6 separate regions of the Homo sapiens genome follow, and all the other regions are linked to region 3. A link is a contact called in ENCODE Hi-C or POLR2A ChIA-PET data. All regions are on one chromosome and are shown on one strand. Each heading gives the region's core, a stretch centred on a gene start or an enhancer-like site at or near the end of the contact. The rest is flanking DNA. Distances are from core to core; before and after follow the strand shown.

Region 1 (4,279 bases), core at 150-2,649, 1.2 Mb after region 3:
CTCACCTCTCCTTGGCAGTGTGCTGGGCTGGGGAGGTGCCAAGATATCCCTAGCAGCGACTCCAGCCAGGGAGATTGGTCCCTAGATGCAGCATCTTCCAGTGCACCAATGTTCTCATGACCCAAGGCTGGTACTGAAATAGCAGGATTGTCAAACCTGAAGGAACCATTGCCTGTGGGCTGCAGGGACCTGGAACCCTGACCCAAACCAGGATGGAGGAGGTGCCCAATAATGATTATGATTCAGCTGTCCAACAGCTCAATAAAAGGGGGACTTGGAGTTACATGCGACTTGATTTAAGGGATTCTAAAAATATATTTATTGTGAACCTGAGTTTAAGAACTGATATTCTTGCTTACTGAAGGTGGACATACTAACTTTGGACATAAAACCTGAGGGGCAGGTAAGGGCAGTGTCTGTGTGCCTGGCATGCACAGGACACAGATGGCATTCTGAAAGCCATCATCCAGGACTGAAGAGTTGCTTTCCACACTCTGAAACTGTGACACGAGATTCACTTTGGAGAGTCTTTTGTGGATGAGCCTCATCAATTAACAGTCCTAGTGTGTGTAAGCGTGAGCTCAGTTTTGTTCTGTCAAGTCTTAAGACAGCATTTGATTTAGCAGTTGATTCAATTACATTACATGTGGATTTGGAAAAGTGGTGTGTGTGTGTGTGTGTGTGTGTGTGTGTGTGTGTGTGTATTTCTTTTAAACAATGATGTAACCTTTCTGAATTCAGGTGGAAACTGTCTTGATTGACCTCCGCGTACCAGGACAGATTAATTAACTCTTAGTTTCTTTCGTGGAACATACGAACACACCCTGAGCTCACTGAGAGCTCACAGCTGGTAGGAGAGGAGGCTCCTCTTTAGTAGGCCCAGTGTGTTGTTTGCCTCTTTCCTAATCTGTTCATTCCACTTAATTGTATCCCGATAACGACACAATTTGAGCAAATATTAATTTGAGCAAATATTACTAAAACTGATGATACACAGATACATGAAGAAAGATATTTCCAATGGAAAGAAAAAGCAAAATGCTTGGGAAAGATTCAACAGGAAAAGCTGCTTTAAATGTGTTGTTGAATTATATTTGATGGTTATGAGTACAGAATCTAAGATTCTTTAGTCAAGATGTTTTACACTGTCTCTAAATTCTCATTTCACAAAGGAAACTCAAATGAGACAACATGGAGGATGCATTATATGTGTGGCTCATAAAGAGAGGGAACAATACAGCACTCTAATCAGCACATCTATATTCAAAGAAAGGCATTGGCTAAATAAAAACACTGGTGAGTAAATAGACAACTCAGTTCCCTGCTAAAATAAAATGTTTGTATAGGCAGGACTCCTGCGAGAGCCCCTTTGACTGCCCGTTGAGCGCCCTCTGCTGGCCCGGAGGGAAGGGTGCCACGGAGGGGACGGCGTCAGGGCCCCACCCACGGTTTAGTTTCAGATCAGCGCTTTTCAGTTCCAAGATACAGATTCCGGTTCCAATGAATGCTGGTTGAAAATACGGCCGTGGTTTTAAATATCATGAAACTATTTTACGTCCGTAGTACTTTCATCTATTTTTATAAGAATGTTTTGTAACTGAGAAACCTAAAGAGATGATGAATTTCCCCCACCGCCCCCGACTATTTTGCCTTTCAGTGACGCGGTAATATTTTACGATAGGTGCCGATTCAAATCAGTGGCTTTCAGAAAGTACAGCTGCTATTCTTTGGTGCCGCTATTCAGAATGACAATGTGAAATAAAAATGATTCTGACTATGGGAAGGTCTGATCTTCCTATGAATGAAAACAATCATGTGGGCCACAGAGAGCTCTCTCTTTCCAGCTATCGAGGGACTTTTTGCAGAGAGAGAAAAGGATCCTAAAGCCATGTTCCCGATACTGCAGACTTGGCGAGATGGCGGCGGGCTCCTCCCACCTCTGCGGCAGCGTCACAATCAATAATGCAGGGCTCTGCGGCAGAGGAAGCGCCTGCTTTTATATAGGGGCGCCCGGACCCCAGAGCAGGGCTAGTCCCTTAACCCATTCCGCCATCTAGCGTCCGCAGGGGCTCATGGCAGGTTGGAGCCGGACAGTCTGGAAACTGCAATCTAGATTTTGCAGAAGGGTGACCTTTAGCCTTCTGCAAAACCTAGATCTCACTTAATGTAGATCTCACTGAAGAAGGCAAATAAAAAGTGAGTGGAGTGTTTATTCATTTTCCTGTAAGATTAGTAACTTTAAGGCTAAAAACTCTAAAGTAAGTATTTCCCAAGCCCCTGCTGTAAGTCAGTCATGTTGTGGGTACCAAGGCTATGAAGATGTCTCAGTCTCTATTTTCAGTGACCCAGTCTAGTAGGGACAAGCCATATGAACATATGCCCAGTTAAATTTGAATTTCAGGTTAACACGGAATTTGTGTGTGTGTGTGTCCCATATATGCTAAAGCAGTTAACTGGGCATCTATTATTATCATTATTTTTATAAGCAAAATCTTGCAACCGTGCATATAAACAGATGATTGCAGTATGGGCTTTACAAGGGCAGGGTGGCACGCTAATTGCTTGAGGAGCTTTGCTGTGGGTGCTGGTTAGGAAGCGTTCTCAGGGGAGAAGTCGCTTGTGCAAACTGCTTATCAGATAAAGCAGTGGGCAGGGTTGTCCTGGTAGAATCGCATAAGCAAAAGCAAGAGGCTGGGGGACTCGCAGTACAGCAGGTCTGTGCTACCTGAGCTGGCAGGTGAGGCAAGGATAGTGCAGGGGTGAGGTTGCTTCATCGTGGAAGGCCTTCTACTGTGCTTCCCAGGAGCTGGGTTCTATTCCAGGGGGAGTGAAAAAGGGTTTTGAGCGGGAGAGTGACATGATCTAATTTGTGTTTAAGAAAAAGAGATCAAATGGCAATGTTGAGGCTGGACTGGGGGAGGTAGGAAGCTTGGAGGCAGGGAGGCCTGAAGGAAATTGTCTAAGGTGAGTGAGCTCAGAAAAGTAGCAGAGCTTGAAGGTGAATGAGGGTCTTTTGACTCCAAGTCCAGGATGCCTGTCACTGTCCCCATCTAATTGAATTATGATTCACATGTGCAAGCATTTTACAAATCAGGAATGACACACCACATTATGCATACTTTTCCTTCTCTGAAAGATTAGCTTCACCCACATTTGGAAATACTGGAAATTTTTCTGTCCTCCTCTTCTCTTGCTTCTCCTTTGCATGTGGTCGGCCTCGGTGTCTGCCTCTGATTAACTCAGCCCTGTTTCCCACACAGAGCTCCCCCTGCAAACCAGACTAACAAGGCCAAGTGACAAAATGAATTATAAACCTCTGAGATATTTGGCCTTGTTTTCCTTGGGCCACAGCCTGACTTTTTTAAAGGCCCTTGGAATGAGGACACCTGTTTATTTTCAAGGAGACTCTGACCCAAGCCCCACGCAGATGGCTGGGCAGAGCATTTTGTGGTGGTCAGAGGTTGCTCATTTTTGGACCTGGTTTATTAAAAGTTGGACAGGGGACCAAGCAGAGCCTGGCACCTCTTTGTCCCTCCATCCATGGTGGGGGGCATTGGCAGCACCTTAGCACGCACAGAACAGCCCCTCAGAGAATGCACAGGTGTTGATTAACAAGGCTTGTATACACGTTAGTGGAGGAAGAAGAGAAAACAAACCTACTCTCTCATGCACATGTGACTAGAGTCACGTTGGGATCGTGAGGCTAGTGCTTTGTAAAAAAAAAATGGGATGCTTTTAACAGAAAGACATATAGAAAAAAAGGTAAGTGAGATGTGCAATACAGTCACATGTCACACAATGACGTTTTAGTAAATGACAGTCCTCATATACAAAAGTGGTCTCATAAGGTTATAGTGTAGCTGAAAAACTCCAATCACCTAGTGCCATCGTAGCCATTCCAACATCACAGTGCAATGCATTATATGTTTGTGGTGATGCTGGTATAAACAAACCAACTGCACTGCCAGTCATATAAAAGTATAGCACATACAATTATGTACAGTACATAATACTTGAGAATGATAATAAATACTACATTACTGGTTTATATATTTACTATACTATATTTTTATCATTATTTTTGAGTGTAATCCTTCTACTTATTAAAAAAAGTTAGCTATAACACAGGACAGGCAGGTCCTTCAGAAGGCATTGTTATCATAGGAGATGACAGCTCCATGCATGTTTTTGCCCCTGAAGACCTTCCAGTGGGACAGGACGTTGAGGTGAAAGACAGTGATATTATGATCCTGACCCTGTGTAGGCCTAGGCTAATGTG
Region 2 (4,311 bases), core at 1,759-4,258, 1.1 Mb after region 3:
TTACACCTGCTAACATTAGCCTAATTGATACAGGTGTTGAGCACATACCAAAGACCTAACTCACATTTGTTTAATGTTAAATGAAACAGAATACCCGCTAAGATAAAACTTGGTAGGAAACAAGATAAGTAAGATAAGGTTCCTTTTATCAATGTGCTGACCAATTAATGGTGGAAATAGACTCATGCGAAACATAATGCCTGCTGCCAAAGTTTGAAACCAAAACATGATGATTTGTTTGGAAAGGAGAAGATGGAAACGGCTTCACAGAGGAGATGACATTTGAGCTGGGCCCCAAAGGTTAAAAAGGACTTCGAGCAAGTCAGATGGGGTTGGAGATTCCAGACCCAGGAGAAAGCAGAGTGTGCATTTGCTCACATTCAACCTTATCATTAAGTCTCTTAAACTTGGTCAACAGAGTGTGAGTTTATGTGCTCTGGCTTTCCTTCCTGGGTCTGGCATCAAACAAACGACCCTTTGTTTTTACAGTACACTCATTAACCCTATTGCTTTTTTTATCGTAAAAAGTTCCACGATGAATGTTCTTAAAAAGTGTGTAAGTAAATATTTAATGAATCATAACTCTTTTCTAATAAAATTACTGAAGACTAAACCTACAGTTCTGTTACTTATAAAAATAGTCGAGGAGCCATACTTTTAGGAAAGAACAGGTTCAACTTAAGTTTTGACAATATCGATTAAGCATGTAATAGTCACTGGCTTACAAAACGGAACATTAAGCCCCCAGATTTACATTAACATTTCTTCCTTAAAGGGAACATCAAATGGTTTAGACTTCAGTCAAGATTCTCTACAGCCCCAGTTCATAGCCAAGTGGCCTCAAAGCCTCAGATAGTTAAACCACTTCCTCCAAAAGTCTGTGAGTCCCTTCATCTGAATACAGGGTACCCATGGAGCAGGGACTGGGGAAGAAGACAGTACATAGGGTGGAAAGTATTGCAGTTGCTTGGGTGGTGAGAAAGGAAGTAGGCGTCCCAAGACTACCTTGAAGCAGGCAAGAGGCAGTCTGCAGTGGTCTTCCAAATGCTAACTCTAGACCGTTTTATCCACGTCCCCAGGTATTTACTTCAATAAAAGGGTAAAACAACATCACTGGGCAGACAGGATTTCATTTCAAAAGACTTCAGTACAGTGCCCTCTTAGACTTGAGAGAAGAAGCCATTCAGGCTGCCTCCCTCTTATCAAATAACAATTTAATTCTGATTCAGAAACAAAATTCTTGTGACCCCCACACCAATCTACTCTACCCCAGCTCTTAGTACTTGTTCCCAAAAGGACAGGGGAAAGAACGAGGGGATGGGGAGGCTACCTTAAAAGTAAAGCAACTCTTAAGACTGCTGGGATAACTGTTCCCTTAAATCTAAGAAACACTGCAGCTGCCAGTCAACACTACCGGTCTCTGAACACAGCAAAATGCCGACACCTGCCACCCGGCATCCGGGGGTTCTTTTATTTTTTGGTAAATGTGGCAGGAAAGACTCAGAGAGATCAACTGCTTCATGGGAAAGAAAGGGAAGCCCCAGGGAAGAGAGACAAGAAGCATCGTGCCTATCCTAGGGTACTTTGTGTGTCTCCTCTCTATGCACTGAAAGGGCTCTTTGTGTCACACTCACACTCACACACCCGGCGAGTCTGTGTGATTTATTGGGGGAAGGAGGGGCAAGAAGGGTGATTTTATTATCCCTCTTCCCAGTGAGTCCCAGCACATCTCTGCTGGGCCCAAGCTCGGTGGCCTCCTTCTGGCCCAGTCCCCTCCGCCTGTGGCCGCAGAGATAACAGAGGGGAGGAGCCCAAACAAAAACAGCCATGGATCTAGGGAAGTAGAGAGGAAATCCAGCGAGGGAGCCGGAAAGGAAGGAGAAAAGAGCTGGAGGGAGCAGAGGGGTGGGGGACAGAGGAAGAGGAGGGAAGGCTCCAGCACAGGGGAAAGGGGAAGGGTGGGTGGGTGGTGGCACAGGAAGAGTGAAGGGGAGGATGGGGGAAGTGCAAGGGAGGTGCCAGAAATAGGCAGGAGGATGGGTTGGAGAAGGCGACCGCCGCCGAGGGAGGAGGCCGAGAGGTGGAGGAGTGGGGCAGGGGTTGGGTGGGGAGGGAAGCAGCACGGGGCATCAATTATTAAGTGATTACATCATCCCTGACATTAAAACAACACACACAGCCCCAGTCCCCGCGGGGGGCCCCAAAAGGAGGGCGGGGGCGGAGTCTGGGCCAGCCTCGCCCCCAAGCCAATTCCCATTTTCACCCGGCGCCCGCTTGCGGGCGAGGAAATGGGGTCCCCATCCCCGCGCTGCCTCGGGGCCGCACCCCGCAGGGGTGTCCTCCGGTGCAACCGCGGGAAGACCCCAAGCACCGACTCCCCGGCAGCCCCGCGGAGCGCCCTGGCGGCCAAGGGACCGCAGCACCGGGCCCTGCGGCGGGGGCGGCGTGCGCGGGGGCGCCGGCGGCCGGGCTTCTCCGCAGCATCCCCGAGGCCTCCCGCGACGCATCCCCGCCGCCTGCTTACCTGCGCGGCGCTGAGGCTCCGGAGCCCACTCACATGGTCCTCTCCCCGCCCTCCTCCGGCGCGGCCGAGGCGGCTCCGGGGGGTCCCCGGCGGGCCCGGGAGCCGGTGGGCCTTCCGAGAGCACCGAGGGGGCGGCGCCGGGGTGTCCCCGGCCCGGCGGCCGAATCCCTCCCTGGCGCGGGCGGCGGCCGCCGGGCGGTGCGGCGCGGGCGGCGGCTTTGTGTGCGCCCGGGCGGTCCTCGGTGCGCTGGGAGAAGCGCGGCGCGCCCGGGCGGGAGAGGACGCGCCGCTCGCACAACAACCTCGCCTCTACTCTCGCCGCCGGGCGGCGGGCGGGTCTCGAAGGCCTTCGGCTCGCGGCGACCCCTCCTCCTCGCCCGCGGCAGCCCCCTCCTCGCCGGCTCCGCTCCTGACAGATGGCGCAACTGCAACGACGCGCCGCCGCCACCAGCGCGGCTGCTCGCTGCTACTCTTGCTGATGCTCTGCCCCTCCAGCTCCGGAGGGGAGCGAGGAGGGGGCGGGGCGCGCCTCGAGAGTGACAGGCCCGGCTGCCCTATCAAAGAGCCCCTTGGGAGCTGCGAGCCGCAACCATTGGCGCCTGGGGCGTGGGCGGGACGGCAGTAGGTGGGGCCGCCGAGTGGGTTGAGCGTTACTGTGGCAGCGGGCATCCCAGGGTGCGTGCGGTGCAGGGTGTGCAAGAAAATGCGAGGTTGGAGGAGGAGGTCTGTGTGTTTTTAAGGATTGTGTGGAGTTGTGAGGTGGCGGAGTAGGGCGGGAGAAAGAGCGGAGAGTGTGAACTGCAGTTTCCGCTTTGCGGAAGGTTGCAGCTGCTGCTGCAGATTGGCACCTGCCATTCCCCCAAAACCATGGGAAACTGCCTCGAGACAGGGCTATCTTGCCTTTCTGGTGTCTTTTCATTTGAGGGTGAGAGGATGAAATGGAAAATTGGGCGGTGATAGCAGCGTTTTCTTTGATCAAACTGAAAAGAGTACGGAGCAAAGTAGAATCCTGTCCTGAAACGTGGAAACGCACAACAAATAACAATGAGGAGGAGAAGGAGATTAGGATCATTTTATCAGTCCCCTATTTCTGCGGACACTCATTTATATTTTTTTTCTAGCAAAAGTCTGGAGGAAGTATTACTGAAATAGGGGGAGGGGCCAAGCGGCGACTAAGGAACCTGAAATGACAGAGATTTGTTCGTACATTCCCCGCCCCACCCCCAAAAAACCTCGTTTAATTGTAGTCATTGGTTGTCTTTGGTTTCTCATAACATTCAAACTTCTCATGTTTTTTTCCCCTTCACTGAATCTGAGCTTTTGCTCATATTTCCCTTGATGAAATAATTGCCGGTTTAGTATACAGTTGGGAGTGCATCGGTCTTTATTTCCTATCCAGCTTTTCTATGGCAGGATGTAACTTCATAAAAAGAAACACTTTGGCTTCCTGATTTTCTTTATAGGTAATTCCTGTTTACTGAAAGTTCTGCTTTAAGGCATACTCAGAATCGCTCTCCTTAATGATTTTGGCAAGAACCCTACCTTCCCCCTCAGCAAATCTAATGTTCTAAGAAATTATAAGTGAATCAGCTTCTGCTTCTGTGCTCAAAATCTATAATATTGCCTTTCCGGCCCACTACTTGTTTTTACTGTAGTTTAAAAAAATCTGTCCCTTTTGCTGACTTTTTTCTTTTTGTACACACTACTTTTTAAGAAAAGTTGCTAACATTTATTAAATGATCTGCATCCTATGGAGGAGGAAACTGAGGAAAAGAAAAGTTAAGTAA
Region 3 (5,023 bases), core at 233-2,732:
TCCACCAGTCCTGCTGTAGCTGCTGTCTGCCCTCCAGGACCAAGAAAGGACAGGTATTCTCAGTACATTATCCAGCTCTTCTTAAGAGGACAACCAGTAAAGGCTTCCCAAGGTGTTCCTACAGTTCTCCCTCAACTCCTAGGAAAACAAAGGTTCAGGCCCAGCTCTGTCACTTCGTATTCCGTTCTTGATAATATAGGTACTCCATAAGCCCCAGCCCACAGTCATCTGGCAGAGGATGGAGTGGAGGACATAATACCCAAGATACCCAAGGGGCTGCAAGGTAAAGGGTGGGTAGCAGAGAATTCAGCCAACTCTTAAGTTGCCGCTTGCGAAACGCAGCTAGCCCATCAGGTCTCCTTCGAAGGGGGAAGGTACGCAATTCAGAATGTGAGAATGAGAAACCCGGGACGCCGGGCATACAACAGGGATGGGAGGACTGCATAGAGAAGCCAACGGGCCGGCCAGCCCGAAGGGCGGAGATCGCTGCTGGGGGCGGCGGTGCCCAGCGGGTCAGAGCCGTGGGGCTGGCGAGGACCCCAGGCCGCGTTCGCCCGACAGGCTCCCCGGCGAGGTTTCAAACCGCCGCCCCCGCGAGGCGCTCAGCCGATTGGAAGTTCCACAACGACCGTCACTACCCAGGGCCGGAGCGGCAACTCCGCAGCGGAGCTCTGCCTGCCCGCTGCGTTCCCCCAAGAGACTAGACCCCACAAACTCCTCCTCCACCGCGGTCCCAACTCGAGTCCCCCCGCCGTCTCCGAGCACTCGGAGGGCGCCCCTCTGGGACGGGACCGACGCCTCGGACCGGGCTGCGCCGCGGGAGTTCGAGGTACGCGACGGGGCCGCGCGGGGGAGGCGGGCGGAACGGGCGCCCCTCGGAGTCGGTGTCCGGACGCAACCCCGCGACCCCCTCCGCCTCGCCCCTCGGGCACGGCCCGACTGGGATCCGACCCACCCATCCCGCCAGGTCGCGGGCAGGGCGAGGACCCGAGCGAGCCTACTCCTCCCGCCCCTGCTCTTACCCATCTTTCCGCCTCGCCTTGTAGACGTGACCGTAGGTGCCGCGTCCCACTTTGCACCCTTCGTACTCAAACAAATCCTCCACCCGCTCCCGCTCCGCCGCCAGCTTCGCCTTGAAATCATAATCCATTGTCTGCTTCCCCCATAGAGGCACGGGACGCGGGGGCCGCCGCCGCTCAGTCCCTCCTCCTCCTCCCCCCGCGACCGCCGCTCCACTTCTCCAACAGCCGCCTCTCGCGCGCGCGCGCGCGCCGCCCGCCGCCCGCCGCTCCGCGGTCCGCCTTCAGCAAGGGACTCCTCGGCGGCCACAGCAGCCACCTCCTCCACCTCTTCCTCCTCCTCCTCCGCGACGGCGGCGGCGGCTCCCGCAGGCACCCCCAGTCCCGCCTCCCTCCTTCATTTCCTTGTTTTGGAACCTGGTGGGCCGCGCCGTGGCTTCCTCGAGCTCATTAGCGAACTCACTGGCCCGCCCCATGGTCGCGGAGGCTCCTGGGAAATGAAGTCGCGAAGGCCTCAGCGGCCTGGGCGGTTTTGCCGGCGTAAGAAATACAGCTCCCAGGTTACCTCGGGCCACCACAGCCTCGCCCCCACAAAGCATGCGCGCCTGCGTACCAGGGCCGCCCCTCCCCCTCAGGTAGCGCACGGCTCCCGGTTCCTGTGAAGGTAGAAAGCTCGAAGTTCCAGTGTGCTTTCTGCGGTTCTCGGGGAGACACTGGAAAGAAGTGCCTTACTCTAGTGGGAAGGGGATACTTCACTGTAACTAGCCCCACGCAGAGAGTATGGAAAGCATTAAATCAGCACCTTGCTGAAGGGTTGGCTGCAGTGACTCGGGAGGCGAGGGCTGGTGAGGACAGTTGTACCGCAGCTTGTTTCTTTTCTAGGGCAGTGGGTCCGCCTATTGCCCCGCCCCCCGTCCCGCTGCTCATTGGCGGGGGCTGGAGAATGACGTCCTCGTTGGTGCGTGGGTATCCCCAGGCTTTGGCTTCTTTCCCGCTCTTGATTGGTGATTGGATGTGCTCGGTTCTTCCTGATAGGTTGATCTTTTTTCTTTACGATGCAAAAACCGTATTTCAAAAACTGAACCTTCAGCAGTTTCCTAGAGCCTGCCTTGGCCAGAGGAGAACATGCAACTTCTGAGCCCCAGCAGCCAATCATCATTTTCTTGGCGCTGTAGTCAGCTTTCTCTTAGCATATGCGGTTCCCATAACCAGGCTTTGGCCATCTGTCTAAGGACAATTAAAAGTGCCTGGAGGAAGCCGCGTTTACGATCCTTTGGGTTGAATTGTAAAGGATTTTTTATGGTCTATGCATGATGTGAGGTTCTAGAATGTTTAAGAAAGCCCCTTTAGTTAGGGTGAACGTTGATTGATTTCATTGTGTTGGGGCTCAGGACACACTACCCCAAATTATAACTGAAGGAGTCCAGAATATGCCACCCCAAAATACGCCACTCTGGCATATTGATGTCTTTTAGCAAAATAAATTAAGATCCAGCCAACACAGGAAAATGCTTCACTTATCCCACTACTGCCTAAAATAAAGAATAACTCTTCCTTTGTAAAGAGAAATTTACATTTCTAAAGGAAATTTTCGTAATTAAAGGAATCTTACCAGAAAGAGAGCTGCTGCTAGTCAACTTGTATCATCTGAGATACTTTTATCTGCATAAAAGTCAACCTTTATTCACCTTAGACATTTTTTCCTCTTATCCTCTCTTAACTTGTCTCCACCACTCCTGGAAGCCCCAAACCCCACTTTTGTTTTGAAGAGACTGGCCTTGCTGTGTTGCCCAGGCTGGCGTCCAACTCCTGAGCTCAAGGATCCTCCTGCCTCAGACTCCTGAGTAGCTGGGATTACAGGTCCGTGCCACCATGCCGGGCCCCACTTCCTTTTTGAGGTCAGGATGTAATATAAGTGTCAAACATCTGGCCCTTCTTTGAGTCTCATATTTTGTGGGACTCTTGTGCATACATACGTAATTAAAACTTTTTCTCCTGTTAACCTGACTGGTATCAATTTAGTTTATAGACCAGCTGAAGAACCTAAGAGGGTTTCCTCCCCTGTAATGGTGAGCCTAATGTCCCAAATGTTTGGGATACACACTTAAACATGATTGGTGCTAGGATAGGACATAACACATTCATTAGGAGGACAAAGAAGGGAATTGTCAATTCTACCCAAAGTGGTAGATAAGGAAAGAATAGTGAACTGCCTGCTAGGTTTTGAAAGAAACTTGGAAAACTAGTGGGAGGGGGAATGATTTACCTTATTTGCTACATCACCCACTCCTGGAAAACTTCCTTAGACCTTGAGTCTCTTCAGGCTGGGTGCAGTGGCTCACACCTGTAATCCCAGCACTTTGGGAGGCCAAGGCGGGTGGATCACGAGGTCTGGAGTTCAAGACCAGCCTGGCCAAGACAGTGAAACCCTGCCTCTTATTAAAAATGCAAAAATTAGCCAGGTGTGGTAGCATGTGTCTGTAGTCCCATTTACTCGGGAGGCTGAGGCAGGAGAATCCCTTGAACCCGGGAGGCAGAAGTTGCAGTGAGCTGAGACCATGCCACTGCACTCCAGCCTGGGCAACAGAGCAAGACCCCGACTCAAAAAAAAATGGTATCTTTAATCAAGAAAAATCTCAGTTGCTCTTGTTGCCATGCACTATAATAACTGCTGGAGATAGCAGGAAAAAAATTAGTCTTTTTCCATTGGGGAATTAAACCTGAAAAAACAAATATGCAAGCAAATTAAAAATAAACTGTGGTTTAAAAGAGCACTGGTAGAATAGGCGGGGTTCTAAGTGAGTCAGGGTAGACTTCATGAAGTAGGTAGGTTTGAGCCAAATTTTTTTTTCACTCCAGCCCCATCTGCTGAGTGAGAGCCAAAATTTAAAGCATGAGTAAGCCTTTACTTGAAGGACAAGTCGAAGAGCAAGAAACAAGGAATTATTTCAGGTAGAACAGCATGTACATAAATCATGAGAGAACATCATATATTCTGAGAAATGCAACTAGTTTGAATATTACAGATTAAGACAGGAAAAAGTAATGGATAAGAAAATACTAAACAGATAAGCAGAGGTCAAATTATGAAAAGCTATTTATGTCAGGGAGAGGTTTTAGGTTTCATTATTCTGTCGACCTAAAAGGAAAAAGCTGGGGCAAAATTAATATAAGTAGAGAGTTTATTTGAGCCAAGCTTTAGAATTGCAACCCAGGAGTATAGATACAAGTTGCCCTGAATGTACACTCCAATCAGGAGCAGTTGCAAGTAGATTTTTAAAGGCAAAAAAAGGGGGATAGGAAGTGGGCTCAAAGTTGTTTGTGAGGAATTCTCATTGGTTTACAGGAATAACATTGATTAATGAATGAGCTATACATTGTTAAGATATAGGGTGTGGGTTATAGCATCTGGTGCAGCATTATTGGATTAATTTGTAGCTACTTGTGGCAATAGCAAGCATTTCAGGAGATGAATACATAGCTCAAGGGGAAAGTATCACCTGATTCCAGTATCTTATTTATATATATATTTATTTATTTATTTATTTATTTTGAGACAGAGTCTTGCTCTGTCACCCAGGCTGGAATGCTGTGGCGCGATCTCACCTCACTGCAGTCTCTGCCTCCTGGGTTCTAGTGATTCTCCTGTCTCAGCCTCCTGTGTAGCTGGGATTACAGGCATGTGCCACCAAGCCCAACTAATTGTATTTTTAGTAGAGACAGGGTTTTGCCATGTTGGCCAGGCTGGTCTTGAACTCCTGGCATCAAGTGATCCGCCCACCTTGGCCTCCCAAAGTGTTGGGATTATAGGCGCGAGCCTAATTCCTGTATTATTTTAATGTCTCTCTGTGCCTTATAATTTAAAAGGCCTCACATTCCTCAAATGAAAGTTTTTTTCTTTTCTCAATTCTGTAGGCAATAGGAAGCTATTACACACTTTTGAGCTAAGGAGAACTATAATCAGCCCTGAGTATTAAGCAAATTCTCTGACAAAAGTGTTCAGG
Region 4 (4,978 bases), core at 969-3,468, 1.1 Mb before region 3:
AAGTGTTGGCCAAGAGTAAGGAAAATCTAGAATGATGTTAGAGGAAGGAGATGATCAATTAGAGACCTCAGATTAATTGCAGTAGTGGATTCTGCAGCTTGTCCCATTAATCTTTTTTTTTGTAAGTCCTTTTCTTTTAAAAATTGAGACTAGCCACTACCTTAAAGAATTAGGGTGGCATGGTGTGAACTTGATGTGGAGGAAGAATGGATACGAGTGCTGCAAAGGGTGGAATGTAGCAGCTGCTATTAGTGCCTCCCCCATATCCACTTGACATACACCTTTTCTATGCACGACCAGCCCAACTTCCAAAATGTTAGCATGTGCGACTTTTTGCCTAAGGGCTTTCTCTGGCTGCCAGAACCTACTCTCCCTGAACACAGGGTAGACTGGAAGTTCTAGGGCATCAATGTTCTGCCCTATCAGGCTTCATCCAATAACTGATGGAAGTTGGCGAATAAATACTCCAGCTTCCTTGCCCCTCAAGAGGGGATAACTGAGACATGCCTCCCAGTATTCCCTAGTGAATTCAGCCCACAGAGAAATTTCTCTGGTAATATTTCCTTTATTAGTTTTCTTCCCCTCCCTGCTGCTGTTTCCTGGGATTACGTCTCATATAAACAACCTGCCTTCAAAGTTTTGTCTTAGGATCTGATTCCGGGTGAAATAAACTAAGATAAAGTTAAAATGGAAGTGCTAAACTATAATAATTGAAAACTAGAATCCTTCAGGTATTTTAAGAGTTGCTATCCTAGATAAAAACACTGTGCAAACATTTAACTAATATTCAGAAGAGTTGGTTTCATTATGAAACAGAACACAGCTAACTATTTTTCCCAGTTAAAAGATCCAAGTCCAAAATGCCAGAACGGACACGGCCATCCTTCTAGTTCTTAATAAAAGGAGTACCAAACTACAGGGGGAAAGAAGCGCAAAATAACATAGACTTAAGTATTTCTTTACAATTTTTGTAATTTCTCAAATTTTAATTTACAATATGATCTTTGGTATTACATGAATGTTATCTGGGTATGCTATAATTCTATAATTTTTTTTTAAAGTTTCCTTACACTTAGCAGTTGAGAAGCCCTCTAGCAGAGGTTTCTGAGGTTTAGAGGTTTCCTGGGAAACCTAGAATTGCCGCCTAAGATAGGATAGCTGCCTCTCCCCTACATCTTATACTCTTGCAGTAGGTGTTCAGTAAATATTTGTGGAATAAATACTTCAGTCGTTGAAAGGAGACGTGGTTTTAAAAAGTGGATTTACAAAGAGACCGTTTTGCAAGAAAAGAAGCTGGTCTGGGGGTCCCCGCAGGAGGCGGGGTTCCGTGCAACAGATACCAAGATGCCTCCAGGGCGGACCACGACCCAGCGGGCCGCCGGAAGGCTCCTTACCTGGCCGCAGCCGGACCCTCCTCAGGGAAGCAACTGCCTCCAGGGACTCCGCGGGGCTGTCGGGCGGTTGCCGGGGAGACCTCTGGCCGCCACGCACCTGCTGCTTGGTGGGGCGGGGCCTCGAGAGGCGGGGCTGTAGTTCTTTGTCATTTCTTTTCCAATTCGAAATAGTCACTTTTGTACCTAATTTGGCATTTATAATTATAATACACTCATTTTCACAACTATGGAAGAGAGGGTACGCGCATGCCCATTTATGTCGCACACATGAAATGAAGAAACCTCATTTCAAGCGCGGCTCCGCCACACTGCGCTAGTCTCTGTCGACAACTTCAAGTGGCTAGCCTCACGCACAAACGTGTGGCAAAGCCACACTTTCCAGCTTTAGGTGATTTTAAAACAATTTCTTGGGCCACACAGCGTAGGTACAACATGGATTAGAGGTGAGGGGAAAACTGACACTCAGTGAAGGACCGTCAGAGGGCCGGCTTCCAGGAAAATGGGCCGCAGCAGGCAGGGAAAACACAAGGATCTATCCTGCAACTCGGAGAACCCTTTTCAAAAGAAGCTACCCAATCCCAAACCTTCCGCTTTTTTCCAAAGAGAGGGAGGAGATAAATAGACTCAATTAATCCGTCGACTTTTTCTCCGCCCATGTTTTCCTCCAATCCTTACCAAAGATGGTGCCCTTCGCTTCCTCTCTCGGCAGCACGCAGGTCCCGGGAGCCTCTACCCGACCTCTCTATGATACGTCCTCCAGCCCCGCTCCCGACGTGAGGGGCGGGGCTTGCCTGGAGGCGGGGCGCAGGGATCCGGAAACACCTGATCATCTATAGGTTTAGTGCCTAATGGGTGTTGTTCCTGGCTGGACTTGATGTCCAGGGCCTGAGGGGTTTTCTCGCCGAGTCTCCTGGGGCGGTCCGGAGGCTCGTGCCCTGTTGTGGGGCCCCCATTTGCCGCCGCCATGCCCACGGCCGCCGCCCCCATCATCAGCTCGGTCCAGAAGCTGGTTCTGTATGAGACTAGAGCTGTGAGTACCCCCTCGCGGCGGGGCGCAGGCGGGAGGATGGATGTCTGCCGGTGGGTGTGGGGCCGTAGGACAGAGGCTGTACTCTGCCTCCTCCTCCTTCCTCTCCAGTTCCCAAATCCCTGTCAAACACAGCCTTGGGGTAAGCTAGCTCCCTTGAGCTGTGCCTGGGCGCCTTTCCCCTATTTTGGTACCCTGGACATTGCAGCATTTGCAGGTCCACTTACAAGCCATGGCTGGAACACGCTGGAAACAGGTGCTTGTGGTACCTCAGGAACTGTTCATGAGGTTCTCTGTACGAGTTACTGGATTCTTTTCAGCTTTCAGAAAGTCTGTTAAAGTTCTAGAGTTCACAAGTTACAGTACAGGCAGGGGTATGAAAAAAATTTGAACTATGACTTGTAACTTATTTTTTCCTATTCCATGGTATACCATCACTGCGATTCATGTGAATTACACTTCTATTGGTGAACTTTTTGGTTCTCTTTTTTTCTTATTTGAAAGGAAAGGAAAACTTACTTTGTTTAAAGACAGATAATTTGTTTGGATAACATCTTGCTTTTCACTTGACTTTTTTCAACATAACATTTACTTTTAAAATTTTATTACTTTGAATGGCCATGTAAATAGTGAATAAGCAGATCAGTTTGTATTTCGATTACCAGTTCCTCAATTAAGGGAGAATGGTGTTTATATAACTTCATACTTGGTCCTTTCTGTGGGTGGAAAGCAAAGTTGGTACAGTATAGCTCTTCTAAATTGGGGTGCCACAGTGATATTAGGGACTGTGTTTAATATTACCCATTTCATGCTAACAAGATTGCATATGCCAGATATTTTCATAATGCTCTTCACTATGTTATAGAGTGCTTTATAAACTGTTTCTCTGAAACTTGGGTTGTCTCCATTAGAGGAGTATGAGAAGGCATTTAACAGTTTCTCAGTTATAACGTAGTCCTAATAGCACAATAACCTCTCCCTCAGGTTAACATGAGTAGAGAATTGTGGACCTTAAATTAATTTTGCTGACAACTTTGATTAGATCTAGAGCAGAAAATGACATTATCAAATATACTGTATTTGCAAGTATTTTCAGTTCTCTAATGAGACCCATAAAGAAGTATCATTTGTCATTGAAATGAAACCTATTTTCTGTAAAATATGCTGCTAAATTTCCCTCATTAGAAACATAAATAACTTTTTTTTTTTTCCCTTTGAGACAGAGTCTTGCTCTGTCACCCAGGCCGGAGTGCAGTGGTGCTATCTCGGCTCACTCACTGCAACCTCTGCTTCCCAGGTTCAAGAAGTTCTCGCACCCCAGCCTCCCAAGTAGCTAGGATTACAGGAATGTGACACCATGACCGGCTAATTCTTGTGTTTTTAATAAAAGACAGGGATTCTCCATGTTGGCCAGGCTGGTCTAAAACTCCTGGCTTCAGCCTCCCAAAGTGTTGGGATTACAGGCATGAGCCACCGCATCTGGCCGTAAATAAAACACAAATTTCAGCCCATTAAAAAGCTGATCACTCATGAGGACTGCGTGAGATATTAGTGTTCAGAAAGCACAATTCATATTATAGGGCTCTTCTGCTCAGAAATCTTCAGTGGTCCCAATTCTGAAGCAAGTAAACTCTGAATCCCTTAGTTGGCATTCAAAGCCATGTATTATTTGTCCTCAACTTGTCTATCTAGTTTTACATCTAATTTAATATCAATTAATGAAACATTTATTGAGGATCAACCATGTGCCTTCATATGCCTTATTCTGCAGTAAAACTGTATTGCTTTCAGTTCCCTATATCTGCCCTGTGTTTTTCTGCTGTTCTCTATTCTCTTAATGCCACACCCCCTCTTTTCCTGTCAAAACCTTGCTGATCCTCACAGCACATATCTGGTCATGCCTTGCAAACAGTAGTCTCTCAATAGATGTGGATTAAGGAGCTCTAACACAAAGAGATAGAGGTGTGTTCCAGAACTCAGCTGTGACCCCTCTCAACTGCCTAAGTAATGGAAACTAACTCTGGCCAGCTTAGAGACAAAAGGTAAATTTATCAGAGGGATGCTAGGGGAGCCATTGCATGGTATCCAGCTTCTGGAAAAGCAGGAAAGAGATAACAGGTTTGAGAACCCTCTCAGAGTACTGCCAAAAACAGTGTAGGTGCTGGGAGAAAAAATCTGATCGACTCAACTATGATTGGTTATCATCCCCTGAGTGGACAAATCATTCATGGCCAGGGGGGGTCTGGCAGGAATGATTTAGCTGTGGAATCAGGATCCTCTTTGTTTCAGCAAATGGTTGGGGCTGGGCAACCACCCTTGAAAATGTCTGCTGCATTGAATCACTGAGTCTCGGTTTTGTTAAATAATTTTTTTTTTTTGGTTAAAGATATAAGCAGAAAGGTTTTGTTTTGTTTTGTTTTGTTTTTACTAATAAGCTCAAAGTATAAATAAATAAGAAAAAGGCATAAAATTACAGGCAACTGGATAAATGCTATGAATTAAAAAAACAAAAACTGTAGTAGGTTGTAATAATGAGGATAATAGCTCAAAATATTCT
Region 5 (4,547 bases), core at 31-2,530, 1.4 Mb before region 3:
GTTTTCTTTTTATTATTTATTTATTTTGAGACGGGGTCTGGCTCTGTCGCCCAGGCTGGAGGGCAATGGCGCGATCTCAGCTCTCTGCAAACTCCGCCTCCCGGGTTCAAGCGATTCTTGTGCCTCAGCCTCCTGAGTAGCTGGGATTACAGAGACCGCCACCACGCCCGGCTAATTTTTTGTATTTTTAGTAGAAACGGGGTTTCACCATGTTGGCCAGGCTGGTCTAGAACTCCGCCTCTGCCTCCCAAAGTGCTGAGATTATAGGCGTGAGTCACCGCGCCAAGATATCTTCTATTTGGGAACATTTTGTTGTCAAGTATCCAGCTGGGTACTTCGGGAGTTAAAAACATTAATTAAGGCATGGTCCTGGAGTCAAGTGAGCTTCGGCGAGAAGTTTGCCATGGACAGCATTTCTGGAGCAAACCCTGTAAGAAGGGCTGAATTCTACATGCCGACATTTCATACATTTCTCCTGCATTTCAGGTTGTAAGTGTGCTGCAGCATGACTGATCTGGCCAAATTCTTCCAGTTTCCTCAAGTGCTTTTCCTTTAGTATCGTTCTGAGTGTTTACAAAGAAATGATTTTCCAAAGCACTTGTGAAGCATCTAGTTCGATTGGAACGCAGTGACGGCTCTATAAAATTCAAAGAAAAGAATCTCCCCGCATGAATAGTTAACAAAAATCGCTTGGGCCGAGGTGGCGGGGTTGTAAAAATTAGCTAGTTATATAGTAATCATTTTTCCATAAATTTAAATATCTCTAATTAAAGAAAAAATTGACGTAGAACAAAATCTGCGGGTGTGTGTGTGTGTGTCTCGGAGGGGATTACCTTATCTCCCAGCGCGGTTCTGAACCCTTCCTTCGCTCAGTTCTCCCTTTAAAAGTCGCCAAGTGGAACGCCCGCCCCCGGACCCGCACTTGCCCCCCTATACTCTCCTCCCGGTCCTCCAGACGGAGCCCGCCCGGCCAGGACACGCCAGCCCCTTCCTCGGCCGGTGGGGCCTCGACCCCCGCCGCCTCGAGGAGGCGCGGCGCCTGCAGTCCACGCGGCCGAGAGCGGGTAGCGGGGAGGGCCGCCCACGACGGAGGTTTCTCTGTGGTTACCTCAGCGGCGCTCTTCGCAATCTGAAAGTTGGGGCAGCTGAAGAGCCCCACCACCTTCACCTGCAGCGGCCGCTCCGGCAGCGACGGCGAGCCGCACCTAGCGTGCGGGGGCCCGCACGGCTGCGGCCTTGCCATGGCCGCGCCCGGGGACGCCCGGTGACCCCAAACACTGCGCGTCGCTCCGGCAACCGCGCGGCCCCGCCTCCGCCGCTCGCAGGAGGCGGGGCCCAGGGGCGGGTCGAGGGCGGCCCGTGGCGGCTGGGCCTTTCCTCAACTTTGCGCCTGTTGCTGGGCCGCCGGCGCGCGGGCGGCCGCGACCGCCGGGGACGAGCTTGGAGGAAAAGGAACCGGGAGCCGCCCACCCGGGGGCGCTCTCCGGACCCCCAGGGTCCTAGCGCGCGGCCCTTACCGAGCCTGGGCGCCCGGATTTCGGCAGCGGATCGCCTTTCCGGGTTGGCGGCCCGCCTGATTGGGAACAGCCGGCCGGTTGCCGGGGGAACGCGGGAGTCGGGCCCGACCTGAGCCACGCGGGCTTGGTGCCCACCTGTGCGCGCCGCCTGCGAAGAAGGAACGGTCTGGGGAGAAGGCGCCGCCGGCCGCCCCCGTCCCCACCGCGGCCGTCGCTGGAGAGTTCGAGCCGCCTAGCGCCCCTGGAGCTCCCCAACCATGAAGCCCAACTTCTCCCTGCGACTGCGGATCTTCAACCTCAACTGCTGGTGAGTGCGTCTGCGGAGTGCGGTCTGGGGGCCACCTTCCGTTCGCACCCATGCAGCCTTCCTCCCCCTATCCCGCCCCACGATCTCAGGGTGTAGGGAAAACCCGAACCTCCAAAGTCCACATCTGGCCCCAGCGCCGGTGGTCCCAGCAGTCGCCTCCCCTGCCCCGCTCTTCCCTTCCTTAGGGGCATTCCGTACTTGAGCAAGCACCGGGCCGACCGCATGAGGCGCCTGGGAGACTTTCTGAACCAGGAGAGCTTCGACCTGGCTTTGCTGGAGGAGGTGAGATTGTGCAGCACGGTGCGGAACCCAGGCTGGGAGGAGGGACAGACCGTCCCACTGGGGAAAGACCAAGCAGGCATCCTCACCGCTTCCCTCAGGTGTGGAGTGAGCAGGACTTCCAGTACCTGAGACAGAAGCTGTCACCTACCTACCCAGCTGCACACCACTTCCGGAGGTGAGAAGCCCACTGGCCTGAAGCCTGTTGTCATCCCAGGAGGCTCTTGGCCCTGCCAGCCCTTCCCTATCCTGCCTGCACTCTCCAGTCTCCTCCAGCCTCCTCTCCCTCTGGATGTGAGAGAAGGAGAAGGGTGAACCAAGAAGGTCCTATGACTTCAGCCCATTTCAGCTTTGTTTTCTGGCTGCCCTATACTCCTCCAAAGGCTGTCGCCTTGGTTCTAGGGCTAGTCCCAGCAGTAGAAAAAGAAAAAAATAGCTGATCAGAGCTGGAAGACAAGGGAGGGGAAGAAGGCTGGGTGTCTCTCCCTGTTTTTCTGGTTATTAAGCAGGGCTTGGCTTTCAGCGGAATCATTGGCAGTGGCCTCTGTGTCTTCTCCAAACATCCAATCCAGGAGCTTACCCAGCACATCTACACTCTCAATGGCTACCCCTACATGGTAAGGCAGACCTTTGACCTCTTCCACCTCCCTTCCCCACCTCCAGTAATACAAGGTAGAGGAGGCAGCCCTCTGAGAGCTGCAGGGGATGGGCAGAAAGATGGTGGCGGTGCCCTGAGTTTCTATCTCCTCCTGCCTGCAGATCCATCATGGTGACTGGTTCAGTGGGAAGGCTGTGGGGCTGCTGGTGCTCCATCTAAGTGGCATGGTGCTCAACGCCTATGTGACCCATGTGAGTGAAGCTGGCAGTGCCTAGGGCTGGGACATGCAGCCCAGTCCTGGGACAGAGAGATGGTACTTCTCTAGCTCTCATACCTGGGGATGAGGTGTGGGGGCAAGATCTTATAAGGAAGCAATGGGCAAGGCTTATCCATTGTATACCAAACACCATGCCAAGTGACAGACACAGGCTTGATTCAGACATACCCCTGGGACCCTCAGTCTTATCTGCTGTGATCTCATCTATCTTGCTCAGCTCCATGCCGAATACAATCGACAGAAGGACATCTACCTAGCACATCGTGTGGCCCAAGCTTGGGAATTGGCCCAGTTCATCCAGTGTGTGAGCCTGGGCTTGAAATGGGAAGTGGGATGGGACCCAGGGGCTGAGGGTGAACAAGGCCCCAGTCATGGGGAAGAGCTGGTGATGGAAGAACTCCCGCCTCACCAACCTGGTTCCCCCAGCCACACATCCAAGAAGGCAGACGTGGTTCTGTTGTGTGGAGACCTCAACATGCACCCAGAAGACCTGGGCTGCTGCCTGCTGAAGGAGTGGACAGGGCTTCATGATGCCTATCTTGAAACTCGGGACTTCAAGGTGAGGACTTGCCTGTTACTTCCCCACCTATATCCCCAGCTTCTCTCCCTCCTTCTCCCCCACATCCTAGCATGAGCCAATGATTCCCTTAGGGCTCTGAGGAAGGCAACACAATGGTACCCAAGAACTGCTACGTCAGCCAGCAGGAGCTGAAGCCATTTCCCTTTGGTGTCCGCATTGACTACGTGCTTTACAAGGTCAGGCTCCTCCCTTCAACATGCTTTCATATGCTGTGTCTCTTTGTCTACTAACCTGTGTAGATCCTTTGCTCAGCTAGTCTAGTCTTGGACCACTGATGGGTGGAAAGTGGGGTAGCCGGGAGCTGGTTCTCTGGGAAGAGGCCCTCATATATAAGCTTCTCTCTGGCCCTTACTTTTCCTAGGCAGTTTCTGGGTTTTACATCTCCTGTAAGAGTTTTGAAACCACTACAGGCTTTGACCCTCACAGGGGCACCCCCCTCTCTGATCATGAAGCCCTGATGGCTACTCTGTTTGTGAGGCACAGCCCCCCACAGCAGAACCCCAGCTCTACCCACGGTGAGTCACCCCCACCCTTTCCTTGGCCCTTGCCCCGCTTGAAGCAGCCCTTCCACTCTTGACTCTCTCCTGCCCCACTGCCCTGCTCTGTTGTAGGACCAGCAGAGAGGTCGCCGTTGATGTGTGTGCTAAAGGAGGCCTGGACGGAGCTGGGTCTGGGCATGGCTCAGGCTCGCTGGTGGGCCACCTTCGCTAGCTATGTGATTGGCCTGGGGCTGCTTCTCCTGGCACTGCTGTGTGTCCTGGCGGCTGGAGGAGGGGCCGGGGAAGCTGCCATACTGCTCTGGACCCCCAGTGTAGGGCTGGTGCTGTGGGCAGGTGCATTCTACCTCTTCCACGTACAGGAGGTCAATGGCTTATATAGGGCCCAGGCTGAGCTCCAGCATGTGCTAGGAAGGGCAAGGGAGGCCCAGGATCTGGGCCCAGAGCCTCAGCCAGCCCTACTCCTGGGGCAGCAGGAGGGGGACAGAACTA
Region 6 (4,306 bases), core at 279-2,778, 1.3 Mb before region 3:
CACATGAACTTCCTATTCACTTCACATCATTAACTGAATTTTACCATTACCATTTTTGTCTGTCTACAAACTTAGCTCTGGGCCCGGGCGCAGTGGCCTCACGCCTGTAATCCCAGCACTTTGGGAGGCCGAGGCCGACGGATCACTTGAGACCAGCCTGGGCAACATGGAGAGAATTCATCTATACAAAAAATACAAAAATTAGCCTGGCGTGGTGGCGCCCGCCTGTGGTCCCAGCTACTCAGGAGGCTGCGGCAGGAGCATCACCTGAGCCTGGGAGTTCGAGGTTGCCGTGAGCCGTGATCGTGCCACTGCACTCCAGCCTGGGCGACAGAACGAGACCACCACCTCAAAAAACAAAAACAAAACAACTTAGCTCGCGGTTTTTTTTTTTTGAGACGGAGTCTCGCTCTATCGCCCAGGCTGGAGTGCAGTGGCGCAATCTCGGCTCACTGCAACCTCCGCCTCCCAGGTTCAAGCAATTCTCTCCCTCAGCCTCCTGCCGCACATTAACTAGCTGAGTGACTCTCCAGTATTCATGGAACGGTTCAGGGTCTACCTTCTATAAAATGAAGGAATGGGATTAACCATCTCCAAAATCCTCCGCAAGCACGAACTTTCTATGGTTGCACAACTATTTCAGGGAGAACGAAGCTGCCTCCATCTCCCAGATTATTAGCCATTTCGTATGTGGGAACCAATGTGAAGAGTGAAGAAATGTGCACGTGCAAAGTGAATGTGAGGTAGCTGCAATAAAATACTAATAACTTAAGCTGCGTGGGGCCGCCAGACACACTAGGGGCGGCGCGGAGCCCCCCGCAGCCCCGGGTGGTCCCAGCAGGGAGAGGTGGCGCGGAAAGACCCCCACCTCCCCGCCCAGGCCCCGCGGGCCCGACTGGGGAGCACACGGCGGGGGAGGGGTCGGCGCGGCAGACCTACCGCTCAGGGGCGCCCGGTGGGGTCCGGGTCGCTGCCAACTCACCCGGCGGCCTGGCGGGAGACCCACGCCGGGGCCCGCTGGCCCTCCGCTCCGCCCCGCCCGCCTCTGGGGCTTCTGCGCCGCACCGGTTTCTGCTCCTGCGCCGCCGCCGCAGCCACAGCCACAGCCAACCCGGAAGCGCGGCGCCAAGAGCCGCTTGCGCGCGGACGCCGAACCACGTGGCCCGCAGAGGCGCCCCTGGAGGTGGGGGCCACGAGAGCGGCGGGGAGGGGAAGGGAGGTGAGGGGCGGGGCGGGGCGAGATGGCGGGGCGGGGCGGGGCGGGGCAAGGCGGGGCAAGGCAGGGCAAGGCGGGGCGCGAAGGCAGTTCAAGGGTTGGGGCGTGGCAGGGGAGGGGAGGGGCAAGGCGGGGCGAGAATGCAGGCCTGGGGTCGGGGGAGCCGCGGCGGGGCGGGGCAGGGCGGGGCGAGATGGCAGGCCCGGGGCTTTGGGGCCGGGGCCGGGGCCGGGGCCGGGGCAGGGCGGGGAGGGGCGCGGCTTCGGAGGAGGGACAGTGGCCGGGGCGGGGCGCGGCCAGGGGCGGGGCGGTGTCGGCGCCCGAGGTCCTGCGTGTGGCACTGCCGGGGAGCCCAGGCAGGAGCGACTTTTGCGGTGAATTGGGGGCAATGGACAGGAGAGGCGTTGTGACCCCTCCCTTTGGGAAGTTTTATATCGTATTAAACTGTTAGCTCAACGCCAATACCTTAATTTTATCTCTTCTCCGACACCGAATCTGGTGTTGTTCTTGAATGTATAAAGGCATGAAATCCCCCTTACCGTCATCATCATTGTCATCATCATCACCATCGTCATTATCTAGTGCTAATATAATAACTATTACTTACCTCCTAAATGTTTTTCACATCTGCCTCCTTTTCCTCCCCACTCCTGATGCCTTAGTCTAAGGGAATGAAGAGAGCACTGCAGTCAGAGAAACCTGGGTTCTGAGAGATCTTGGGCAAATTACTTACCCTCACAACTTCTTTACCTTACCTGTAAAATGGAGATGTTAACACTAGTGCCACTTTGGTAGGGTTGCTATTGCATAAACAAAATTAAGTATGTAATGGGCTTAGGAAATGCCTGGTTTAATTCGTCTGCTGTGATTAAAATGATCATTATTATTCAAACTTTCATCATCTTTGTTCAATAGACTGTTTCTAACTGGTCTCAGCTGCAGCGTTGTTCTCTTTAATTCGCAGAAGTACAGAGGATTTCTCCAAGTACATATGAGATCCAGAGACTAGAGTCACTCCTTGGCTTAGAATCCATGTGGCTCCCACATGCCCTCTGGATAAAGTCCAGGCTTCTTAATGTGGTCTACAAGCCCCATCCAGATCTACTCCCCACCTGCTTCCATCCATTTATTTCAGCATTTTCTCTCTCTTAGCCAATACCTAATTACTTATTTTTCTGCCCATTTCCAGATTCCCAACATGCCATCTATAGCCTCCCTGATCTTGAACCGGAGGTGTAATTAGCAACCTGGCTCTTACATTTTTACTAGATTTTATTAAAACTAGCTCAAGCCACACATGCTCCTTCTCTGAGGTTTCCCTTTCATATTGAATTGTCTCTAAGTCCTCTGGATTTGTGGGGGTACAAGTGGGATGGGGAGCGCTCCCTGACTTCTGCATACCAGCAGGAAGTTAGCTACCTCATTGTTTCTTGCTGCTACGAGGGTTGCAGTCAAATCACTGTCCCTCCAGAGGTCCTCAACGGCATAAGAAGACTCAGTGCCAAGGTAAGCCAGGTACTTCCATTTCCTCATTCAATCATTGCTCACTGGAGCATAATCCTGCGAGGAAAGACTGAGTCTGGAGGATCTTCCAGCATCAGCCACCCACAACACAGACTAGCCCTTTCTTCAAGGCAATTTTGTTTTGGATCCATACTGACTTTTTCAAAACTTTTGTTCTTGTTAAGGCCAGCCGGTCTACCCCTAACAGGTCTTCTTAAATTTAAATCTTGCAGAACAGGATTTGGGGTGTCATACATTCATCTAACAGATATTTATCGAGTGTCTACTAAGAGCCAGACATTGGCGTCAGGTGTTGGGGATACAGCAACTAACAAGGCCTTTGCTCTCATGAAGCTTACATTCTACTAAGGGGAGACAGGACAAATATACAAGTAAACTAATGAATAATAGTTTCAGAAAGTGTTAAATTTTATAAAGAATGATGATGGAGACTGACAGGGAAGTGAAATCAGGATAGGGTGACATTTGAGCTGAGATCTGAATGACATGGAGACAGCTGTGGGAAGATCTGGAATAAAAATGTTCTAGGCAAGGGAAAAGCAAGCATAAAGGCTCAGACTGGGAAGGAGCATCTGATGAACGGCAAGGACTGTGTGGCTGGAGCACAGTGAGTGAGGGGCAGCAGATGGAGTGGAGAGTTGCCAGATTTCACAAATAAAGACACAGGACACCCATTTAAAAAAATAAATGCTGCCTCAGCCTCCCATGCTGGGATTACAGGCATGAGCCACCTATACCCAGCCAACAAAGAATTTTTTTTCATATAAATTTAGTGTAGCTTAGAGCGTACAATGTTTATAACGTCTACAGTAGTGTATAGCCATGTCTTAGGCCTTCACATTCACTCACCACTCACTCACTGACTCACCCAGAGCAACTCCTATTCCTGTAAGCTCCATTCATGGTAAGTGCCCTACACAGGTGTACTTTTTTTTTCTTTTATACTGTTTTGTTTTGAGACAAAATCCCACCCTGTTGCCTAGGCTGGAGTGCAGTGACATGATCTCAGCTCACTGTGACTTCTACCTCCTGGTCTCAGGTGATCCTCCCCACTTAGCCTTCTGAGTAGTTGGGACTGCAGACATATGCTACCACACTCCACTATTTTTTTTTTTCCGTATTTTTTGTAGTGATGAGGTTTTGCCATGTGGCCCAGGCTGGTCTTGAACTCCTGGGCTCAAGTGCTCTGCCCACCTAGGCCTTCCAAAGTGCTAGGATAACAGGCATGAGCCATCAGTATACTGTATTTTAAGTGTCTTTCTTATGTTTTGATATGTTTAGATACAGAAATACCACTGTGCTACAGCTGCTTACAGTATTCAGTACAATAACATTCTGTACAGGTTGGTAGCACAGGAGCAATAGGTTGTACCATAGAGCCTAGGTGTGTAGTAGACTATACCATCTAGGTTTGTGTAAGTTCACTCTGTGATGTTTGCACAGTGACGAAGTCACCTAGTGATGCATTTCTCAGAACATATCCCTGTCATTAAGCAATGCATGACTGTACCTATAAAAGAAAACCAGTTAAAATGACAGCTGGTTTCTCAACAGCAATAGTAGAAG

What was found. Hi-C counts contacts between places; a loop is a spot of excess contacts on that map. ChIA-PET counts read pairs that join two places held with the same protein, here RNA polymerase II (POLR2A). Pooled maps may share reads with other maps.
Region 1: a map of CD8-positive, alpha-beta T cell shows a loop between it and region 3 (30-fold over the local background). The contact joins the enhancer-like site here to the promoter of CDK19 in region 3. A Hi-C loop is called at or near these places in 1 of 168 maps with a recorded cell type or tissue (CD8-positive, alpha-beta T cell) and 6 of 50 pooled maps. POLR2A ChIA-PET finds 5 or more read pairs at or near these places in 1 of 52 experiments (activated T-cell).
Region 2: a loop to region 3 is called in a map of B cell, with 7 times the contacts of the local background. The contact joins the promoter of FYN here to the promoter of CDK19 in region 3. A Hi-C loop is called at or near these places in 3 of 168 maps with a recorded cell type or tissue (B cell, naive thymus-derived CD4-positive, alpha-beta T cell and posterior vena cava) and 11 of 50 pooled maps.
Region 4: a loop to region 3 is called in a map of CD4-positive, alpha-beta T cell, with 8 times the contacts of the local background. The contact joins the promoter of FIG4 here to the promoter of CDK19 in region 3. A Hi-C loop is called at or near these places in 5 of 168 maps with a recorded cell type or tissue (CD4-positive, alpha-beta T cell, CD8-positive, alpha-beta T cell, naive thymus-derived CD4-positive, alpha-beta T cell and 1 more), 1 of 37 single-sample maps with no recorded cell type and 16 of 50 pooled maps. POLR2A ChIA-PET finds 5 or more read pairs at or near these places in 6 of 52 experiments (GM12878, OCI-LY7, activated T-cell and 2 more).
Region 5: a map of CD8-positive, alpha-beta T cell shows a loop between it and region 3 (23-fold over the local background). The contact joins the promoter of PPIL6 here to the promoter of CDK19 in region 3. A Hi-C loop is called at or near these places in 5 of 168 maps with a recorded cell type or tissue (B cell, CD4-positive, alpha-beta memory T cell, CD8-positive, alpha-beta T cell and 1 more), 9 of 37 single-sample maps with no recorded cell type and 12 of 50 pooled maps. POLR2A ChIA-PET finds 5 or more read pairs at or near these places in 3 of 52 experiments (CD4-positive, alpha-beta T cell, CD4-positive, alpha-beta memory T cell and activated naive CD4-positive, alpha-beta T cell).
Region 6: a map of CD8-positive, alpha-beta T cell shows a loop between it and region 3 (27-fold over the local background). The contact joins the promoter of ZBTB24-DT here to the promoter of CDK19 in region 3. A Hi-C loop is called at or near these places in 3 of 168 maps with a recorded cell type or tissue (B cell, CD4-positive, alpha-beta T cell and CD8-positive, alpha-beta T cell), 4 of 37 single-sample maps with no recorded cell type and 17 of 50 pooled maps. POLR2A ChIA-PET finds 5 or more read pairs at or near these places in 2 of 52 experiments (A673 and CD4-positive, alpha-beta memory T cell).

What each region holds. Positions count from the first base shown.
Region 1 is chr6:112,041,797-112,046,075 of GRCh38, forward strand. No RefSeq gene overlaps it. Among named protein-coding and RNA genes, the nearest start is that of CCN6, 10 kb to the right of the region's middle. RefSeq lists a silencer at 1,969-2,068. Within about 2 kb of position 1,400, at least 40 of the 41 ENCODE cell types and tissues checked have a DNase peak (open chromatin) inside an H3K27ac peak, as active enhancers do; they include CD8-positive, alpha-beta T cell, where a contact is called at or near this core.
Region 2 is chr6:111,870,444-111,874,754 of GRCh38, forward strand. FYN (FYN proto-oncogene, Src family tyrosine kinase) reads right to left here and starts at 3,009. Exons shown (of 14, transcript NM_002037.5): 1 at 2,525-3,009. LOC102724646 (a long non-coding RNA gene) reads left to right here and starts at 3,009. Exons shown (of 3, transcript NR_168402.1): 1 at 3,009-3,247. RefSeq lists silencers at 2,129-2,528, 2,679-2,928, 3,049-3,138 and an enhancer at 2,581-3,080.
Region 3 is chr6:110,813,987-110,819,009 of GRCh38, forward strand. It overlaps CDK19 (cyclin dependent kinase 19), which reads right to left and starts at 1,483. Exons shown (of 13, transcript NM_015076.5): 1 at 1,023-1,483. The coding sequence starts at 1,150. It also overlaps a transcript of AMD1 not described here. RefSeq lists enhancers at 234-343, 578-1,130, 1,704-1,783 and a silencer at 754-1,063.
Region 4 is chr6:109,689,078-109,694,055 of GRCh38, forward strand. FIG4 (FIG4 phosphoinositide 5-phosphatase) reads left to right here and starts at 2,219. Exons shown (of 23, transcript NM_014845.6): 1 at 2,219-2,424. The coding sequence starts at 2,359. It overlaps AK9 (adenylate kinase 9), which reads right to left and starts at 2,125. Exons shown (of 41, transcript NM_001145128.3): 1 at 2,070-2,125. RefSeq lists an enhancer at 1,703-2,172.
Region 5 is chr6:109,439,348-109,443,894 of GRCh38, forward strand. PPIL6 (peptidylprolyl isomerase like 6) reads right to left here and starts at 1,281. Exons shown (of 8, transcript NM_173672.5): 1 at 1,109-1,281. The coding sequence starts at 1,243. SMPD2 (sphingomyelin phosphodiesterase 2) reads left to right here and starts at 1,377. Exons shown (of 10, transcript NM_003080.3): 1 at 1,377-1,824; 2 at 2,010-2,106; 3 at 2,205-2,281; 4 at 2,627-2,720; 5 at 2,863-2,952; 6 at 3,196-3,278; 7 at 3,405-3,537; 8 at 3,630-3,734; 9 at 3,920-4,073; 10 at 4,170-4,547. The coding sequence starts at 1,775. RefSeq lists silencers at 872-1,691, 1,333-1,538 and enhancers at 1,952-2,021, 2,182-2,261.
Region 6 is chr6:109,482,116-109,486,421 of GRCh38, forward strand. ZBTB24-DT (ZBTB24 divergent transcript) reads left to right here and starts at 1,529. Exons shown (of 4, transcript NR_187591.1): 1 at 1,529-2,722. ZBTB24 (zinc finger and BTB domain containing 24) reads right to left here and starts at 1,104. Exons shown (of 7, transcript NM_014797.3): 1 at 983-1,104. RefSeq lists silencers at 795-1,084, 1,165-1,604.